Linked DNA regions of Homo sapiens: region 2 is linked to region 1. Evidence: read pairs that join two places in POLR2A ChIA-PET (ENCODE). Cell type or tissue: OCI-LY7. All regions are shown on one strand. Each heading gives the region's core, and the rest is flanking DNA. Links, peaks and the distances in the headings are about the cores only. Region 1 overlaps EEF2K (eukaryotic elongation factor 2 kinase). Region 2 overlaps PDZD9 (PDZ domain containing 9).

Region 1 (5,376 bases), core at 115-5,114:
AACTGGCTATGTGACTTCACCTCTTGAGCCTCAGTGGGGATGCATAATTGTACTCACTCCGTGAACTCAACAGCTATTATAAAGGGACTGAGCCTTGGGTCCCAGCCAGACTTGTGACCTGGACGTCTGGCTCGTAGCAAAGCCAAGCTTCTTCAGGGGTCCTCAGGGAATACACTATTTCAGTCTCTGGCGACGGAAACCACTGTCTCACTGGGTCTCGATCTGGCAGTTACAGGGGCAGGAAACTATGCCTGCAATGCTCAGGTCAAGGCCTGCGGGTCAAGCCACAGTGGCCACTGGTCCCCCTCGGGGCTCACCCTCACCCCAGGACCTGCCTTCCTACCATAGAAAGCAGGTGGAATCTTCCCACCGCCACTCCTGGGAACCAGCATCCCAAAGCCAATAACGTGGCACCCCGAGCTGGCCAATGCACACACTAGTGTACGCCCAGCACAGCACAACCCACACGCCCTTGACTACAACCACAGTGGACACAGGTGATTGATCAGCCACCTGGAATCACGCACCAGCTTCTGTGTGAGGATCTGCCTCTGCCCCACCCTCGAGTCATGTGTTCAGGAGTGTGTCACAAGATCCAGGCCTAAACCAACCACTGGGGTGCCTGGCCACAGAGATTGGCTTAGAGGTGGTCATGTGATTACAGTCAAACTATTCTAGCCCATTGCAGCAAACCTGGGGCTTTTTGCTTGAGTGACTGGAAGAGGTGATCAGCCTTTTCATGCTGAATGTGAACTTGAGAATGGGGCTGAGGCCAACACAGAACAAAGCTGATACGTGGTGGAGGGCAGAACCAGAGAAAGAGAAAAATGAATAGCGATGATGTCATTTGAGACCTGGAATCCAGATGTTCCCGAAACCAAACTACCAAGCCCAGCGTAGATTTCTGAATCAGATGATACAATAAACCCCGCCTTTTGGGGGGCAGTAGGGGAAAGGGCTATTTAGCTAGTTACAGATAGGTTTTCTGTCACATGCAATATGAAAATCCCCAAACCAGCCAGGCACGGTGGCTCACGCCTGTAATCTCAACACTTTGGAAGGCCAAGGCAGGTGGATCACCTGAGGTCGGGAGTTCGAGACCAGCCTGGCCAACATGGTGAAACCCCGTCTCTACTAAAAATACAAAAATTAGCGGGGCATGGTGGCACGAGCCGGTAATCCCAGTAATCCCAGCTACTCGGGAAGCTGAGGTGGGAGAATTGTTTGAACCTGGGAAGCAGAGTTTGCAGTGAGCCAAGATCGTGCCACTGTACTCCAGCCTGGGCGACAGAGTGAGACTCTGTCCAAACCCAGCCAGGGTTTGGGCCATTGTATATTATTTATATATAATTTTAAAAATGCTTTAAACACCTTTTTCTTACTAGGGCCACTGTATATGATCATATAGGTGGGGTACTGCTCAACTCTAGTGAACAACCTTTGCAACTTTGCACGGGCAGCCCTACTTCCCAACCCTAGAGGCAACTACTTCCAACTATTCTCAGTGTTATCCTTCGCATCTCTCTCTCTCTCTCTCTCTATCTATCTATCTATATATATCACTAAATAATACGCTTCCTGATTCTTTTTTTTTTTTTTTTTTTTTTTGAGACAGGGTCTTGCTCTGTCACCCAGGCTGGAGTCCAGTGGCGCAATCTTGGCTCACTGCAACCTCTGTTTCCTAGGCTCAAGTGATCCTCCCATATAAGCCGCCGGAGTAGCTGGGACCACAGGCACGCGTCACCATACCCAGCTAATTTTTGTATATTTTTGTTGAGATGGGATTTCACCATGTGCCCAGCTGGTCTCAAACTCCTGGACTCAAGGGATCCACCCATCTCAGCCTCCCAAAGGGCTGGGATTACAGGCATGAGCCACTGCACCCGGCCCTGATTATTTCTTAATTTATCTATTTTCATCCTATCTTCTGATTTCCAGGTATGATAAATGAGACTTTAGCTCTACTTCCCCTTACTACTTCCCTTCCCCACCCTATCCCTACACTGGTAGGTCTTCTTCTGGTTCCTTTATTTATTTATTACAGACGGCATCTTGCTGTGTTGCCTAGGCTAGTCTCAAGCCCCTGGTCTCAAGTGATCCTCCCGCGTCAACCTCCCAAAATGTTGAGATTACAGGCATGAGTCACAGTGCCCAGCCATCTGGTTCCTTTACATACCATGCCAAGGACACTGTCTTATTCCACCAACTAGAAGAAGCTGAGTTTCTCACAGTTTAACACGAATTCAGAGAAGGGAGAGTGTGGCTTTTGTGCTGTGAATGAGTGATAAGTAAGCAGAAGAGCTACTTATCTGCTTATCAACCTCAAAAGCTTATCAACCTCAAAAAGGCGTAATTTCTATGGAAATAAGAAAGACAAATAATGCACGTGAAAGACTGACTGCACACCAGGTGCTACACTGGACTCTCCTCTGACAATGACAGGAGCTGCTAGGTCCAGAAGTGACAGTCTACCTCTGAAAAGGCAACCTTAAGGGAGCGGAACTACACAGCGCTAGGCTGTTGAGGGCTGCACCTGGCTTGTTCTGAAGATATTTTAAACCCTAGCTGGAGTCCCGAGTTTCCTTCAAACAAGAAACAAAAACCAAAGCCCAATACAGTGGCTAACAGCTTGTCCTCTACAGCCGCATGGCCAGGGTTTGAATCCTGGGCCCCACCATTAGGAGCTGGGACCCTCTCCTAGACAATAGACTTGTCAGGTGGGCTGTGACATCCTAAGGTCTGCACTGCTGTCTCCATCCCTCCCCCCATACCTTGTATTGCCTTCAGTGCACAGGTGCTCAACATGAACTCAAATACCCTTATGTTTAGTGTTTCTTTTGTTTTGAGATGGAGTCTCCCTCTGTTACCCAGGCTGGAGTGCAGTGGCGTGATCTCGGCTTACTGCAACCTCCGCCTCCCGGATTCAAGTGATTCTTCTGCCTCGGCCTCCCGAGTAGCTGGGATTACAGGCACCCGCCACCACACCTGGATAATTTTTGTATTTTTAGTAGAGACGGGGTTTCACCATGTTGGTCAGGCTAGTCTTGAACTCCTGACCTCAAGTGATCCACCCGCCTCAGCCTCCCAAAGAGATGGGATTATAGGTGTGAGTCACCGTGTCTGGCTGCTCAGTGTTTATTTACTGGGATGCAGCATTAGGAGTGATTAAGTCAAGCATCAAGCTAAGAGTTCACATCAGTGTCTTAATGTCTGCACCCCTAGCATATAATGGGTGCTCATAAACATTTATTTAAACTATTGAGAGAAATAGTACATCAGAATGAAAGGACCAATTTACAGAGTCCAGCCCATCCGTCCCTTCCTCCCTGCCATCTCAGCTTCCCAAGTTTCCAAGTCCAAGAATCAATCTCCATGCACCACCAAACTCTCCTCACCTCCTTGCCCTTGTATCTATCTGCAGGTGCCTCTGAGGCAGGCGAATAGGGTCTGGAGGCAGGGAACCTAAGGCTGATTCAGGCTGACTTCCTAGAACTAAATCAAAAGGAAAACCCCTACTTTCCAAGCCCAAGTAACAAAAGGACCAGAGGCTACTCCCTTTGCAACCCCCAACTTACCTGCGTGGCAGATGAAAAACTGAAGTTACCTCTGATTGGTCCCTTCCCACAACCAATCAGGCTGGTGCTGGCCAAGTCCTCGTTTGTATAGGAGTCTTCATTTGTAACTTCACTTCAGCCTCTGATTGGTCGCATTCCACAACCTATCAGACTGATCCCAGGCCATTACTTCATTTACATAGGGTGTACATCAAGTAACCAATGGGAAACCTCTAGAGGGTTTTTAAACCCCAGGCAATTCTGTAAGCAATCTGCTCAAGCCCACTCCCACCCTGTGGAGTGTACTTTTGTTTTCTGTAAATATTTGCTTTCGTTGCTTTCTTTCCTTGTTTTGTTCGTGTGTTTTGTCCAATTCTTTGCTCAAAATGCCAAGAACCTGGACACCCTCCACCAGTAACACCTCTGCCTGGAATCCCTTTCCCACTCACTAGCAAAACCCTTTAATCTCTTCAAGACGCAGCTCAAATGTTGACCTCCTCCAGAAAGCCTTCCTTGTTTGTTTCTTTTGGGTTTGTTGTTGTTGTTGTTGCTGAGAGAGTCTGGCTCTGTTGGCCAGGCTGGAGTGCAGTGGTGCAATCATAGCTCACTGCAGCCTCCAACTCCTGGGCTCAAGTGATCCTCCCACCTCAGCCTCCATTGTACCTGGGACTACAGGTGCATACCACCCACATCTGGCTAATTATGTTATTTTATTTTTATAGAGATGGGCGTCTCCCTACATTGCCCAGGCTGGTCTCTTTTCTTTTTTTTTTGAGACAGGGTCTCACTCTGTCACCCAGGCTGGAGTGCAATGGTGCAATCATGGCTCACGGCAGCCTCAGTCTCCCAAGCTCAAGTGATCCTCTTGCCTCTGAACTCCTGGCCTCAAGCGATCCTCTTGCCTCGACCTCCCAAAGTTGATTACATGCATGAGCTACTGCACCTGGCCTCCAGAAAGCCTTCCTTGGATAGTTCCCTCCTCTGTAAACAGGGGTCAGCTAACAGTACCCCTGCAGGGGTTGTTCTGAGGATACAATGAGATTAGGCACATGGTGTCTGGGATAGACTTGACTCTCAAAAGTACTAGCTGCTGTTATGTCCCAATAATCCTCCAGTCCCCGACTCCCTAAATCACTTCGCTCCCTACAAACCCTCCACAAGCAAATTTCATTATAACCTGAGGCCAGACTGTCTGCGGCAGGCAGAAACATGGCTCCCCTAAGATGGCTACATCCTAATCCCTGGAACCTGTGAATATGTTACCTTATATGGCAAAAGGGACTTTGCAGATGTGATTAAGGATCTTAAGATGGGAGACAGTCATGGATTATCCTGTGAGCCCAGTGTAATCACAAGGATCCTTATAAAAAGGAGGTAGAAGGGTCAGAGTTAGAGGAAGAGATGTGACCAAAGACAGAAAGGTGTGAAGTTGCCACACTGCTGGCTTCAAAGATGGAAGGGAGGGGCCAGGAGCCCAAGGAATGAGGACAGCCCCTAGAATCTGGAGAAGGCAAAGAAACCGATTTTCTCCTGGGGCCTCCAGAAGGAACACAGCCATGCTGACACCTAGATTTTAGAACTTCTGATCCCCAGGAACTATAAGATAATAAATGTGTTGTTTTAAAGCCACTAAGTAATTGCAGCAATTTGTTACAGCAGCAATTGGAAACTAACGAAGTCCTGAAGAGCAGCTCTCAACCTTGGGCAATTTTGCTCCCTCAAGGGACATTTGGCAATGTCTAGAGACATTTTCAGTTGTTGAAACTCTAGGGGTGCAACTAGCATCTAGTGGATAGAGGCCAGGGATGCTGCCAAACATCCT
Region 2 (5,376 bases), core at 169-5,168, 220 kb after region 1:
AGGCGTGCACCACCATGCCCAGCTAATTTTTATTTTATTTTTTATTTTTTTGTAGACATGGGCAATGGAGGTGGTGGGTGGGTGGTGTCTCACTATGTTGTCCAGGCTGGTCTCAAACTCCTGGCCTCAAGCAATCCTCCCATGTGGCCTCCAAAAGTACTGGGATTACAGGTGTGAGCCATTGAGCCCAACCTGATGAAATAATTTTTATGAAAGTGCTTTTAAAACTGAAGTGCTACAGAAATATTGGCAATCATCTCTTAGGCTGTTCTTACAGATTCTCTAGACTTTTGCATGTGTGTGTTTTAATAAAAAATGATGGCTGTATGGGGGTCCCAGTGGATTAAGCCACTGGTTTGCAACTCTGGTTACCTGTTAGAATCATCTGGGAAGTTTTTAAAACCAAGATGCCTGGTCCCTATCTCCCTACAGGTTTTTGATTCAATCGTTCTTGGACTGGGACAGGGCAGTTTATGTTTTAAAAGCTCCTCAGGTGATTCTAATTTGCAGCTAAGGGTTCCAAGCAATGGATTAAAGAAGAAAGCAGATACATAATGGTTTTATGAAACAGTTTGCTATACCTTAAAATCCAAAGCATTTTCCCCACACATCACTACTTGGTGGTGGAGAATAAACGGCGGCCGGTGGAGAGTTCTGGACTTACCAGAACAAAAGAACTCCAGGACAGGTCCCATGGGGAAGCTGCTGCTTCTCAGCTTCTTCAAGGTCAGGTGACAGATGCTGGGTGATGATCCGGGTGCATACTCCAGGGTGCTAGAGTGGGACAGGAGTATGCTTTTAGGTGGGCAACAGAGAATCTCATGGCACGGCTATAGTTAGTGGGCTCTTTGAGGTTAGAAGCAGTCTTGAATTTCATCTTTTAAATCCAGGACTCACCTACTGTATTAGTGCATTCTTACACTGCTGTAAAGATACTGCCTGAGACTGGATAATTTATAAATGAAGGAGGTTTAATTGACTCACAGTTCCGTACGGCTGGGGTGGCCTCAGGAAACTTACAATCATAGTGGAAGAGGAATCAGGCATTTTCTTCACAAGGCGGCAGGAGGGAGTGTGAGTGTGTGAAGGAGGAGCTGTCAAACACTCATAAAACCATCAGATCTCATGAGAACTCACTCACTATCATGACAGCATGGGGGAAACCACCCCCGTGATCCAATCACCTCCCTCCCTCCACAGGTGGGGATTACAATCGGCAATGACATTTGGATGGGGACACAGAACCAAACCATATTGTTCTGCCCCTCCATCTGCAAGCTGAAGAGCAGGGAAGCCAATAGTGGCTCAGTCCGAGTCCCAAAACCTCAAAAGTTGGGAAGCCGACAGTGTAGCCTCCAGTCTGTGGCTGAAGGCCTGAGAAACCCTGGCAAAACACTGGTGTAAGTCCAAGAGTCCAAAAGCCAAAGAACTTGAGTCTGATGTTCGAGGGCAGGAAGCATCCAGCACAGGAGAAAGATGAAGGCTGGAAGACTCAGCAAGTCTGCTCATTCCACCTTTTTCCACCTGCTTTTTCTAGCCTTGCTGGTAGCTGATTGGATGGTGCCTACCCAGATTGAGGGTTGGGTCTGCCTCTCCAAGTCCATTGACTCAAATGTTAATCTTTTCTGGCAACACCTTCACAGACACACCCAGAAACAATACTTTGCATCCTTTGAACCGATCAAGTTGACAATATTAACCGTCACACCTAAAGTAGTGGCTCATTTGTTATGTCTTTGCTTAATAAATAAATAATAAATATTTGTCCTAGGCATTGTGGGAGATATTTCCCCATCTATTATCTTTTTTTAACTCCAATTTTTAATTTTATTTGAATAAGAGACATGGTCTCACTGTCACACAGGCTGGAGTGCAGGAGTGCAGTGGCGCAATCATAGCTCACTGCAGCCTCGAACCCCTGGGCTCAAGCAATCCTCCTGCCTCAGTCTCCCAAAGTGCTGGGATTACAGGCATGAGCCACTTCACCTGGCCCCACGTGTTATCTAATTTAAAGTTTGCAACACTCCTGAAATGTAGATAATGAAATACAGAGGCGTAGAGAGATGAAATAACTTGTTCATCTTAGTTACACAACTGAGTCTGTGTTCAGAGCTGGGATTTGAACCGATGTGTGCCTAGAAAGCCCATACCTTTCTAGTCAATTGCCTAACAACTAGAAATGAGATTTGAATACAGAGGAAGTCCAGAGCCCCAAATCTCTTCGTGACAAGCCTGCCAGTTCTCCTCGGCATCATTCTAGGCTTTAAAATCTGTAACTCAGTGGTTTTAGACAATGATGATAAGATCTCGAGAGATGATAATTGTAGAAACATGCTATTTCTTTGACCCCGTTTCCTCCCAGCCCCATTATCTTTTATCTATGTGCTGAAATTTCTCTCCTTTGGTGTTTCAGGATAGGGTTTCACCTTGATTTCCTAATTTAGTTTAGTGTTAGTTTATTCTGGCTAAACTTTTAGTTCCTTTTGGGCAGTATGGCCTTAACAGATTCTGACATTCTAAGTCTTGAGAAATTAATGTAGGCCGGGTGCGATAGCACACACCTGGAATCTCAGCACTTTGAGAAGCTGAGGCGGGCAAATTGAGCTCAGGAGTTCGAGACCAGCTGGGGCAACATGACAAAACCCCATTTCAATAAAAAATACAAAAACTAGCCCAACATGGTGGGCATATGCGCTTGCAGTCCCAGCTCCTCCAGGGGCTGAGGCAGGAGGGTTGCTTGAGCCCTGGAGGTCGAGGCTGCAGTGAGCTGTATTTGTATCCCTGCATTCCAGCCTGGGTGACAAAGTGAGACCCTGTCTCAGGAGAAAAAAAAAAAAAGAAATTAATGTAGCTTCAACAGTAAATACAAGTCATGGACTGGCTACTGCCTAAGCAGTTCCTAAAGGCCTGGTGTGTGCAGACACCCAGCTAGGCACTGGGGGTGTAGTGGTGAACGGCACAGACATGGTCCTTAGCCTTGAGGAACTTAAGGAACTTCCAGCCTAGTTGGGAGAGATGAAAAAGATAAAATATTTTTCAGTAGTGGCTTGGCTGCTGCAAAGTTGATTTACTGTAGGTAATCGAGACAAAGTTTATATAATGTCATCCTATAGCCCATTAAAACAGAAAAAAAAAGGTGTAATGAGGTTGGTGTTCATAAGTACGAAATTGGTGTTTCTGTATGAAGGGCAATGTTAATATCTATTGCTAGAGTAATCACATTCACATGCTGACATGTTTGGTTTACAGCCAGAACGGTCAGGAAATTAAGCTGTTTATTTTCTGCCCTCTTGATAAAAGTCACACTTTTACAACATAATTAAGCAGAATGCCAAGCCATAGCTTTCAGCTATAAACACTGCTTTTAACATTAGGTAAGTAAGCTCATCCGGGGAGGGTTTTGTTTTTGTTTTGTTTTGTTTTGTTTTGCCATTGTAATTAACCTCAGTAGGATGAGCAGCTGTTTCATATTGCTCAAGCTGCAGGTAGCCTTGTTTCATTCTGAAGTGAGCTTCAGATACATGGTTGATTGTATTACCCCCAGCTACTGCTTAAGACCAAAGTAGAAGGTTTTTCTCCACCCTTGTAAGTATTTGTTTTCTGGAATTCTGGGAACTTTTGTTTCTGATAGGATCTAGAGCTATGGACATTTGTCCTTGGCATCCTTAGAGGCTTCTTTTGGGATCAGTGTAATTCCTGATTGAAGCCCAGTGCATGCATCAGAGAAGGCACTTCTTGACCCTTTTCTTCTTTGAGGTTAGGCTTCAGCTGTCTTAGAATGAGGCTGATTGAGGGTCTCCAGAAGGTCAGTACTAGTAAGATCTGAAGACTTAAGATTTTGCCCAATGTGAGCTGGTCCTTAAAAAGCAAATCCTTTGTATTCCTTTCTGAAGTCTTGCTGAATGCCGTTGTAGCAGCCAGGGTTCCTCATTGCAAAAAACAGAAAACACTTCTGTTAATGCACTGAATTTGGGATACTGAGTCTGACAGAATCTCCCAAAAGGCTGGAGAAGCAGGCTTGGAAAATGGTGAGAGAACCAAGAGCTGTGTGTAACTACCCCTAGCAACTAGAAGCTCCTGTCACTCTTTTGCATCTCCTCCTCCAGGTTCAGTGACCCAGGTGGGAGTGTCAAGTAGCTGGATCTCACTCACAGGTCCATGACCTAGCTGCTGGAGGTGGGGACATGGGGGAGGTTGGAGCAAGTGAAAAATTGGTCTTTTTAGCTTCCTTCAATTTGGGGGTTTCGGGGGTTAGTGCTCAAGATGTAGTCCTCTTCCCACCTGCCAGGGACTCGGAAGCTGCATGGTTGCCCATCTTGTTTCTTTCCTTATCCTGCGTTGCCCTAAGGTAGGGAAACCTAGCTGTCAAATCCCTTTAAACCAACATACTCACTGCATACACATCTTACAGTTAAAGCATGCCTAATTGCCCAATGTTTTATACAGAATTATTTGCTCAACTAATACTGCACAAGGGTAGAGAATTAAAATGAAAGGCTTTATGTTTAATATGGTCTATTAACTGTGGAGGGCACTGGAAATTGCCAGGCAGGTATAATAGAAAGTAGGTCATTTATTCACCACTTAGTGTAAGTGGTTTTTTCTTTTCTAGTAATAGCCATTCATTTTATCTGAAACTAATCTATTTTTAGAATCCTAACAGCTGGTTCCGATTATAAATGTTTTTTAGCCTCTGTCACACCAAGAACTTCAGAAACGTCTCAAAAACATCATATAATGTCTACCAATATACTGCTATTAAGAAACATCTTGCATACATTCTTCAGTATGCAAAGGACATTCATATCATGGACATGAACATCTTTATTAAATAAAGGCTGGGCCGGGTACGGTGGCTCATGCCTGTAATCCTAGCACTTTGGCAGGCCGAGGTGGACAGATCACCTGAGGTCAGGAGTTTGAGACCAGCCTGGCCAACATGGTGAAACCCCATCTCTACTAAAAAAAAAAAACAAAATTAGCCAGGCTTGATGGCACATGCCCATAATCCTAGCTACTTGGGAGGCTGAGGCAGGAGAACCACTTGAACCTGGGAGGCGGAGCTTGCAGTGAGCTGAGATCATGCCACTGCACTCCAGCATGGGTGACAGTTAGACTTCATCTCAAAAAAAAAAAAAAAAAAAAGGCTGAAGCCTGGTTTTGGTTCAAAAAGAATCAACAATATGAACCCATAAAATGAAATACCTCACAATAAAGCCAGAAATCAATATAGTCCCTTTAAACCTCTAGTTTTACTGATACATAATTTTTTCCCTCTTCAGGTGATGTTCTGATTAGTGTTGGCCATGCCAATGTGTTAGGATATACTCTTCGAGAATTTTTACAGCTTTTGCAACATATCACTATTGGAACAGT

The links. Peaks named below come from ENCODE experiments on the same cell type or tissue, not always from the same donor. Only the 100,000 strongest peaks of a DNase experiment are listed, where the experiment ranks them.
Region 2: POLR2A ChIA-PET joins it to region 1 with 16 read pairs; 8 of 35 experiments call an interaction of 5 or more read pairs at or near these places.

The regions. Positions count from the first base shown.
Region 1 is chr16:22,213,393-22,218,768 of GRCh38, reverse strand. All of the region lies in intron 1 of EEF2K (eukaryotic elongation factor 2 kinase), which reads right to left. Among named protein-coding and RNA genes, the nearest start is that of EEF2K, 9.8 kb to the right of the region's middle. RefSeq lists enhancers at 1-381, 2,208-2,352, 3,727-3,896 and a cis regulatory region at 2,272-2,289. In OCI-LY7, for the core only: no CTCF peak of the experiment used is centred there; DNase peaks (open chromatin) are centred at 568 and 2,498; H3K4me3 peaks cover 883 bases; H3K27ac peaks cover 1,871 bases.
Region 2 is chr16:21,988,698-21,994,073 of GRCh38, reverse strand. It overlaps PDZD9 (PDZ domain containing 9), which reads left to right. Exons shown (of 4, transcript NM_001363519.1): 3 at 5,283-5,376. Among named protein-coding and RNA genes, the nearest start is that of PDZD9, 9.7 kb to the left of the region's middle. In OCI-LY7, for the core only: no CTCF peak of the experiment used is centred there; no DNase peak of the experiment used is centred there.